Linked DNA regions of Homo sapiens: region 1 is linked to region 2. A link is an interaction called in ENCODE POLR2A ChIA-PET data of the cell type or tissue named here. Cell type or tissue: MCF 10A. All regions are shown on one strand. Region 1 overlaps FAF1 (Fas associated factor 1). Region 2 overlaps FAF1 (Fas associated factor 1).

Region 1 (5,000 bases), 100 kb before region 2:
TCTCAAACAATACATATATATTCATATATATATATATACACACACACACTATATATATTCATATACACACATATATTCATATATACACATATATATTCATATGTATACATATATTCATATATACATATATTCATATACATATGAATTAGTTCTTCAAAGTATTTTTTATTTTATAGCCAAATTTTAACCCTCCCCAAATACATGCTTGCAGTCTGTCTTTTTTTCTAATTATAAATGACAAAGAATAAGACATTTTAAGAGTATTGGAAGCTATAAAACCTGTTATGGGACCTTGGGTCAGTAACCAAGAGTCTTAACATCTCCTTTTGTAAAATATAGGTACGACCAACTAAATGGCCTCTCAGATCCCTTCTAGCCCTAATGGGCTATGATCTTCATACATCACTAAGGAGATTTGGTTATGTCACCTGCAGACTCCTTGCTCTGCATGTGACACACCCAGTAACACAAGTGAACGAGATTCAAACTACAGCTTTACTGTTTTTATCTTTTATTCACTCAGTTTGTAAAATACAATTCTCTTGTGTTTTAAGAAGAACAATTAATATGAGACATTTTTTAAAAACCATATCTCAAGCTTGTCATCGTCCTCACAAGACACTGATGTAATTTCATCCAGATTTGGGAATGCTACCGGATATTAGCACTGACTACACTGCACTGATGATCTTTTTAATCTGTGTATTTGTATGTCAAGATGTATCCAACTGTACACTTAAAAAATGTATGGTTTATTACAGGTCAATTATACTTCAATAAGGCAGTATTCAGTGCTATTAATATATGCATTTATATCCTCATATAAAGTATTGCTTTTTTTTTTTTTTTTTGAGACAGAGTCTCACTCTGCCACCCAGGCTGGAGTGCAGTGGTGTGATCTCAGCTCACTGCAACCTCCGTCTCCCAGGTTCAAACGATTCTCCTGCCTCAGCCTCCTGAGTACCTGGGACTACAGGTGCATGCCACCAAGTCCGGCTAATTTTTGTATTTTTGTAGAGATGGGGTTTCATCATGTTGCCCAGGCTGATCTTGAACTCCTCACCTCAAGTGATCTGCCCGCCTCGGCTTCCCAAAATGCTGGGATTACAGATAGGAGCCACCTCACCCAGCCTAAAGTATTGCTTTTTGACATATATATACATACACCCATGAAACCATTCCGTATTTTAAAAAGCAGTTGTATAATAACTGCTACTATTAAGAGCTCAGTATGTATTGTTATTACACAAAGTGCTTTACACGCACTACCCCACTTAATTCTCACAATAACTCTGCCAGGTAAGGATTATAATCCCCACTTTAGAGATGAGGTTACTAAATCTCACACAGAATAAGAAGGTTGCCCAAAGTCAAACAGGTACTGACTGGTGAACCAAAATTAAAACTCAGGCACTTTATCTCACAACCATTTAAAAAGTATCCAATCGAACAACTATTAAGGCTCTAAGATATCTTGTCTTACTATCTGATAACCAGTAATTACTTTCTTTGGCTTAATTAAAACAGCTACTCCTAGATACCATCCATTAGTCAGAAACTACATAGTAAGTGCTTAACATATGTCTACCATACATGACAACTCTGTAAATTAAAGACTATCGTGATTGTACAAATCATAAAACAACCTTAGAGTAGTGGAGTAACCTGTCCAAGATAAATCAGGTACCAGATGGCAAACCAGATTTAACTCCAAAAGCCATGGAGTTTTCTATTACATCACATTTCCAACGTAGATAAGGTTTTTTATAGTAAGGAGTCCTGAAGATGACTTCTAGAATACCCCTTTTAAATTTTCAGATGCTTACTGTTCAGCTAAATAGATTACTGAGGTAGTTTTAAACCGAACTGAGTCATGAGGCTAAAATTTCATTTACTGCCAACCAAAGCGCAACTCTAAAAAGCTTATTTTTATTCACAATCCGAGGTTTCTTCTGCCCTTCCCCCAGCCATTTTTTTTGTCACTTATGTGCTAGAAAAGTCACACAGAGCTTTAATTTGTGGCAGGTTGAAGCAAGCTTATCAAGAATGCTAGTTACCAAGTGTACATGCACTTGTCTGGACTAGCCCACTGCCACATTCTTGTAGCAGGGTTAAACAGCAGTTTAGTCACCTCATAAAAAAGCACACTGTTAAAAAGGAAGTGACTAATAATATTCTGGAACCAACAGAATATTAAAAGACATGTGCAGGTCAAGATCAATTATCAACAAAACTCCTGTGTAAATAGCTCAAAAAACTGTGTTCTCTGCCTGGCCTTGCTGCGTTATAGTCCTCAATTGATTTGGCAAGTTGGTAAAGTTTAATGAAATAAACACCAACAGTTACAAGTTCTCAGGCTTTTTGCTATGTACATAAACACAAACACTACCATGTAAGCAACCGGAGCTGGAAGAAACAAGGATGGCTGCTATACATGGCTTCATTTTACACACAAGATACTAGATTTGGAAGAGTCCTCAGAATTCATCAGTTGCTTGTATCCCAACCAGGAGATCTTGAAGCCTTAGCTGAGTCAAGTGCTACTGCCATATCTTCCACCACTCAGCATCTCCCTTGCCCCATTCCAAGCTAGTAATAAGAATTTCCAGAGAGAAGGTATCAGCAGCCTTCTCTTAAACTTCTATCAGTGATCCCACCATCCCCAACAGATTCCAAATGAAAGGCAGTTTCTCCTCACAAGATAAGGGTCTAATCCTCTCACTTAACAGGAAAAGAAACTGAGGTATAGAGAGGTAAAGTGTTTGTCCCAAGTCTCACATCTGCTTAATGATAGCACAAGCATGTTCTCTTCTTGACTCCTAATCTCGGTTTTTCTTTTTCTTCTTTTTTTGTTTTTTGAGACAGTCTTGCTTTGTTACCCAGACTGGAGTGCAGTGGTACAATCACGGCCGACTGCCACCTCGATCTCCCAGCATCAAGCAATCCTCCCACCTCAGCCTCCTGTGTGGCTGAGTCTGCAGGTGCATGCTGCCATGCCCAGCTAATTCTTTAATTTTTTGTAGAAATGAGGGTCTCCTTATTTTTTGTAGAGATGGAGTCTCATCATGTTGCCCAGGCTGGTCTTGAGCTCCTGGGCTCCCCCTTTTGGCCTCTCAAAGTGCTGGGATTACAGGTGTGAGCCACCACACCCAGCCAGCTATGTGTTTTTTAAAGATGTTACAGTTAATTGTAAAATACTAACAAATATCTTGATTTAATTATCTCATATTTTCTTTTTAAAAGCTTTTGGAAATATATATAGTAATTTTAAATGCTCCTGACTTACTTTTTTGGTTTCTTTCATTTAATCTGGTGGGACTCTCAAAATCAAGGAGAATCACCTGATGCTATTTTCCACATTATAATTACCCACTTTTATGCTTCCTTATACTGTCCCAACATTATCTTGAGATTTTGGCTATCAAACAGAGGTTGCTCAATATAAAAGGTTTTTTTGTTTGTTTGTTTTTTTAATCTTCTAGGGCATTTCATCCCCTAAAACCAGATTATGTCATAGCGAGATAAAGAGCTGCTCACTGTAACAGAATTAGCACAATTTCTAAATGGATATGCTTTTATAACTAAACACAGACATCAATATTCTTGTACTTCATTACTTATTGATTTTAGTGAGTACACTAGAAGAGGTTCTGAAGTATTTTACGTCATTAAAATACTTCTGAAGAGCATTAAGTTACACAATAAGAAATACAACCCAGACCAGCCTAACACTGTCTAATGGCATAGTCCCTCATACCTTTTTAGAGAGAATGGTCAACTTTACCTATATAAAAAAGTACTATCCTCAGGTAAGTAAGTGCTCAAGATGTTATTTGTAAGGCAACTTTAAACCAAAGTTATTTCAGCTCAATCAAGAACTCTGTTTCAAAGTCAACTTTTTTTTTTTTTCACAGAGGCCAATAATCCACACTGTGAATTAAAATAGCCCTTCTTTCACAGTTCCTATCACTACAGCTTTATGCCATTTAGTTGCTTATGAGCACCCTCTGGTGGAGGGCAGAAGAGGGAAAAGAACATATTAAACACATTGCCTATAACCAGTAAGAAGGGTGAGGGGGAAAGAGAGATCTGGAATATGTGCAGATTTCTCTTGACTCTGCTTTTCTTCCTCATATTATTTGATAATTTAGAACTATTTGTTGAATGTTATACTAACCATATAGTTACTCAGAGTTGATAACTTATTCAATAAATATTAAGTTATTATATGTCAGGCACTTGGATCCAAATAACCTGGCCTTGGAGCCAGGCTTTGATAACTAATGTCATTTCTCAGGAAAGCTGCTTATCTCAAAACATCTCAGTTTCCTTGTCTGAGAAATGGGAATAATATCTTTGTTGACAGCAATAAAGAGATAAGTGAAAAAATATGTAGCATAGTGGACTAGATTTTCAACTTTAAAAAAATAAAAATCACACACCACCTCATCTTTGTGTCCTTGCCAGAAGGATTATCATATAGGTGTTTTCAGTTGCAATGCCCAATTATTTTTAAGAATCTAAGCCTAGATGACAGAATTGGTATCATTTAAGTATTTTATATCAACTTATGTCAATTAAATTTAACTGTATTAGTATATGTTCTAAAACATATAACAACCAAATATATTATTCAGTCTTTTCCATACCAAAGATATCCAAATGATGCCGACCAATGTTAAAGAAAAATTTCTTCCTAAGTGAACAAATTTAAATTATAAAGAGAGAAGGGTTTCTTATCATTTCCCACATAACATTCTTGTGAGTGCCAACCTGTGGAGAGCATTTTTGTTTAGATATATTGTAGCTGTGAGAGTTGCTTTTTTTTTTTTTTTTTTTTTTTTTTTGAGACGGAGTTTCACTCTTGTTGCCCAGGCTGGAGTGCAATGGCACGATCTCAGCTCACCACAACCTCCGCCTCCCAGGTTCAAGCGATTCTCCTGCTTCAGCCTCCCGAGTAGCTGGGATTATAGGGATGCGCCACCACACCTGGCTAATTT
Region 2 (5,000 bases):
AAACAAAACAAACAAACCAAAAAAAACACCCAATACTTTAAAACATTTACAGAAAGGCCATGTTAGTTAAGGAGTTATAGTCAACCCACTACTAGAACATCAATAATTAGCACAATCTGTGAAAGACTACATATTTTAATTACTGTTACTGGCCACCAGCATTAAAGGAGAATAGTCCAAAATATACGCTAGTCAAGCAAGTTAAGAAAGTAGCAAGTAGAATAATAGACACAACATACAAAATCCGACGTTAGGTTCAAATGCTCAGAATCAGAGTTAGCCTTATCATTATTTAGCCCAGATTATTTTTAAGGATTGGTATAATCTGTGTATTTAGTTCATTCAGTTCCTGAGACTTATTCAACTCTATTGGCTTCCCATTTAATCACTACTTTGTACAAACTGTAATAGTACTGAAATGTTTTACTACTCCCTGCAAGATATATCTTTATAGGTTGCCAATTTTCCCCTTTCATGCCATTAAGAACTAAATCAACAATAATAAGAACAGTGAGATTTCTGAGGTAAAGTGAAACTTGGAAGAGGATTTAAATAATTCCAATAGCTATTCATCATGCTTCTTGTTGTAACAGATAAGTAATACTCCATAATTCTGCACTAAAAATACTTAGGTTTCTTATTGTTATTCTGGGTCATGTGTATATTCCTTAAATTTATATGACATCTACAAAGAAAACAATATTTTGCCTAACAGAAGCTTCTGCAGTAGTAAGGCCGATAACAAAGAATCAGTTTCCAAGAAAAGTTGGCTTGATTTCAGAGACTTCATATCCTTTTCCACACCTGGGTTTTGGATTTGCTGAAAGCAAATCAATCTTTTTTCCCCTTAATTTAACCCACCCCAAGTGCATTTGTAACCACAGATCTTTAATAGTATTAGTGAGAATTACTAGAATCTGCACAATAAACTGTTGACAAATCTGAATTCTCAGCGTAAAAAAAATTCATTAAAATAAGGTAAGCCTGTTTAAATTTAAGGAAACTCACAATTTTAAAGTGTGACAAATAGTTAATTTAGGACCCAAAAAGGTTGAAAAGACAGACTATCACAGAGTTACTGTCACATTCTTTGATATTTTTTACAAGCTGTTTGGTCATAATGGAAAACAGAAAAGATTTTTCGTCTTTAAGACTACTTGCAACTCTCTCCATTCTGACCTTTTTATACTGTCACTGCTTTCTCCCCAACCAGGAGGATAATGTAACTGGAAGGATTTGTACAGAGTTTTAAAAAAACAAAATCAAAATGAAAACCCTCAATAACTAACTGGCTTAAATTAAAATCTAGAGCACCTAAAGGACACAAGTCACGCATTGTGAGGCAGCAGACCACAAAGCCAGAATGAACAAACACTTGTACAACTCTTGGTTTATCACCATTAACTTGCAATGACCATATGGTCATTGAATAGTTTATTTGAAATTCAAACTGCATTTTAGTTCTATTTTCTAACTCAGTATTTTAAAAAAATGTACTTTGTTCTAATTAAAAGTTGAAATCATAGTGCCTTTTTCAATCCTGTTTCATTTAATAGAAATTTCCCTCTGGGTGAAAAATAGTGCAAAGTTTTCTTTTAAAAATGCAAGGCTTTCAAAAATTAAAAAAAATATATATATAAAATACACTAAAAAAATGACCAGGAACCTTTGTGTTTTGAACATTTTTTCCTTTCCCTCAATTATATTAGTCAGGATTTATTCTTGGACCTATTAATACTGAAAAGAAATTCCTGAAACTGGTGAGATAGATTAATTTACAATTTAGCACATATGGTATCATTAAGCTTTCACATTAATAAAAGACAAATACTAGCATTATAAAATAAAACTACAAAATAGTTTCACAATTATATTTTTATCTTGATGCAATCAAACTAACTTTCCAATCATGCAACAAGAAAAAATGTACATACTTAAGTGTCATTGTGGATTGAATAGCTGTAGATAAGGGCACCTTGTCCTTCACCTGAAACTACCCCCTCCATCACAGGTGTTGCACAAGTTGAAGCAGAAAAGTCACAGAACTAGGCCCAGAGAGGTCCCACATCCTTTATCTAAGTTGTACAGAATAAAACAGCCTATGTGTACCTGTCTACTCACAGAGAAGCAAGTGACATAAGTAGCAACTGCATTTATTTGTTCCTGGCAAACTAGCATTTAAAAATATTATTTTAAATTAACTTAAAGGGAAAAAAAGGAAAAAGGAGAAGAAACCAAATTCTTGACAAGAAATACATAAGAATATCTGTCTTTGCAAAAATATTTCTGGAACATTTTTAAAATGACATTTAGAAAATGGTATAAAAAAGATTTACTGTTTTAAGTCCTTGAAGCTTAAGATATATTTGATAATCTACATAGCAGGCCACGGAGAACAGTTTCAGCCAACTGTGGCACACAATGGCACATTTACAGAATTTTAAATATTTCTTTTAATAATTGATGTAGTCATTTTGAATCATTCTGCATAGGATATCAGGTGTGAGCAGATTGCATTAACGCTGCTTAAACATTTCAACTTGTCAGTATGGCCAACTCGATTTCGGAAATATTTGCAGTATTTTCCCATCGAAACAGTAATAAAGGCAAAATAAATATATGCCACTACTTTATAATCACCGAACATTAATGAATATTTTATGTCTTTTTAAATCTCCCTGTTTAATTTAAAAGGGTGAAATTAAGTCTCCTCCCTGCAATATGCCAATTATCTGTAAATCAAACAATAACTTGGCCATTATGCTCCTTTTTGTTAATATAAGAGAAGCTAATTTGAAAACACTGAATAGCATTTTTAGGCTATCTGCTGAATAGTCCTTTCTGCCCTCTTGTGGGAGAAAGCTGAAACACACTCAAATAACAGAAACTAGGGGTGGGGGTTGAGAGGGTGGCAGCAAAATTATGGCTAGAAAATTCAACCCCGAAGGAAAAAAAGGCAAACTATATTTATTCATCATACATTATACTATTCTTCAATTATCAAGTCAGCAATAAAATGAATTTACCTCTTATCTTTGTCATGTTGGTTAAACTGAAGTTATTTTAAATCTAAATTTCCTTGTTTCATATATTCACATATACAATTTAGATTTTACTATCCTGTAAAATTTCAGATGCTATAATAACTCGGAGATGGAGCCACGGCAAAACATTATTTCTACCATAAAAACACAAATGATTCTTCAAGGAATTAAGTTTTTTAATTTAGAGAATAAAATACTCATTATGGAGGTTGAAAATGAAATTACAATTTATACATATTTAAAATCCTGAAAAAAAATTAAATAACGCAAACCTACAATTCAGTTTAGGAATCAGATCAGAAAAAAATTTTAAAGAGTTTAGTTTCTAGAGTCAACAAACTATTCAAGTAATCAATGAAGAAAATAAAGCAATGAGTTATTCATGTCAAATTCAGAAGCTGAAATTCATTAACACAATATAAAAAAGGAAACCATTAATAGTCTACAGAAACAGTTCATATATTTCTGAAAGAAAACACTAGGGTGAAAACTGGTTCTTTCAAAATGACATTAAGTGATTATTTTAAGAAATGTAGTCTAAGAAAAACATTATAAAATAATCCAAGATTAAGCATGATTAATTCTCTTTAGAAAAATTAGTAGACAAATGACTGTTGCTTTCATAACTTATAAGGTGTAATGCAACATAGTCATCATTTCAATGTTTCTAAACATAAGTCCTGTCATAGCCTTAAATGTTCCCCCCACCCTCCATGAAGATAGAATTACTAGCTTTTAGGTGGCTGGGGCCCAAGGCATACCAACAAGGTACCTCTTCTCTCTTGGGGGAGGTTCTCTTTTGAAACAGTGGCCCTGGTTGGTCGTGTTGAAGAAAATACTGACACTATAAATAGACTCTTCTCATATTCTAAGCTAAAAGATAGTCTCCAACAGCATCTTAGGCATACTGCCCAAGGGCAGGATGGAGCTGCTTAAGAAAAGTCCCCTCAAATTCCTTTTAGAAACAGGCAGAGTACACAATATAAATAATTATTTGAGAGCAACCTTTCAAATAAAATATAAGCATCCTCCAAAATGAATGTTGTCAACAATTTCCATAGTATTTTGAATAATGACTATAAAACCATGAAATATATTACATAATAATCAGTTATTTTTAAGCAGCGTTTCAAGTTGACTAGTTTAAAAATTATCAAGAGTTCCCATTTACATCTTTCTAGGTCAAGTCATTTAGTATATCTACAGTAATCATTGATGCTCCAGTTAATTAAAATTTAAGAACCCAATAATGAAACATAAAGAGAATTTCCAACCAGAACAGATAAGCCCTCTTTAACAGGGTCAACATTAGCTATAATGAGCTACCTTTATTTCTTAGCTGTGAGACATAACTCACCTCTTGAATAGTACTGCTTCCTGAGAAGTTCAGGTTGTACTCCCGCTGGACTTCTCGGTGGGTGATGATCAGCATGAAGTTTTGATTTAATGACTCCTGCAGGGCACTGAAAGGGTTGAAAGAAAAACAAGGAACTCAGAGATGAACAAGTTCTAGCTTGCTTTACAGCTAGCTGCAAAAACCCCAGGAGTACCCTAACCTCCACACAGGCATGTCTGGGCCCAATGTTATCATATTTTCAGCTCCTAAAGGCAAGAGAACACACTGAGAACAACCAAGGGGAGCTAACCTGTTAACTCTTTCTCTACCAAGGTGTTTTTAAATTTCAAGTCTAAATGCTTTGTATACTTAAGAATTTTCTACAAGTCATAGGCTAATTCATAATATCTGCATACGTATCTCCTCCAACAAAGCTGTCAATTATATCAACTCCAAATATGCTACTAAAATGTATATTCAAAGACTCTGGTTCAATTCCAAGTGAAACAGCTGTTCTAGAATAACAGAAGTATGAAACTATTATTTATATTCATGAATCTGATTTCAGTCAAAATTCAGAAGATATTGAAATCTACAGAACTTCAATTGTTATGTAAAAA

The links. ChIA-PET counts read pairs that join two places held together with the same protein. Peaks named below come from ENCODE experiments on the same cell type or tissue, not always from the same donor. Only the 100,000 strongest peaks of a DNase experiment are listed, where the experiment ranks them.
Region 1: POLR2A ChIA-PET joins it to region 2 with 23 read pairs; 7 of 35 experiments call an interaction of 5 or more read pairs at or near these places.

What each region holds. Positions count from the first base shown.
Region 1 is chr1:50,601,670-50,606,669 of GRCh38, forward strand. The region is part of intron 8 of FAF1 (Fas associated factor 1); the gene reads right to left. Among named protein-coding and RNA genes, the nearest start is that of FAF1-AS1, 160 kb to the left of the region's middle. RefSeq lists an enhancer at 1,677-2,876. In MCF 10A, a CTCF peak has its summit at 3,984 (motif pointing left); DNase peaks (open chromatin) are centred at 2,082 and 4,002.
Region 2 is chr1:50,701,385-50,706,384 of GRCh38, forward strand. It overlaps FAF1 (Fas associated factor 1), which reads right to left. Exons shown (of 19, transcript NM_007051.3): 7 at 4,402-4,507. Among named protein-coding and RNA genes, the nearest start is that of FAF1, 260 kb to the right of the region's middle. In MCF 10A, a CTCF peak has its summit at 2,830 (motif pointing left); a DNase peak (open chromatin) is centred at 2,867.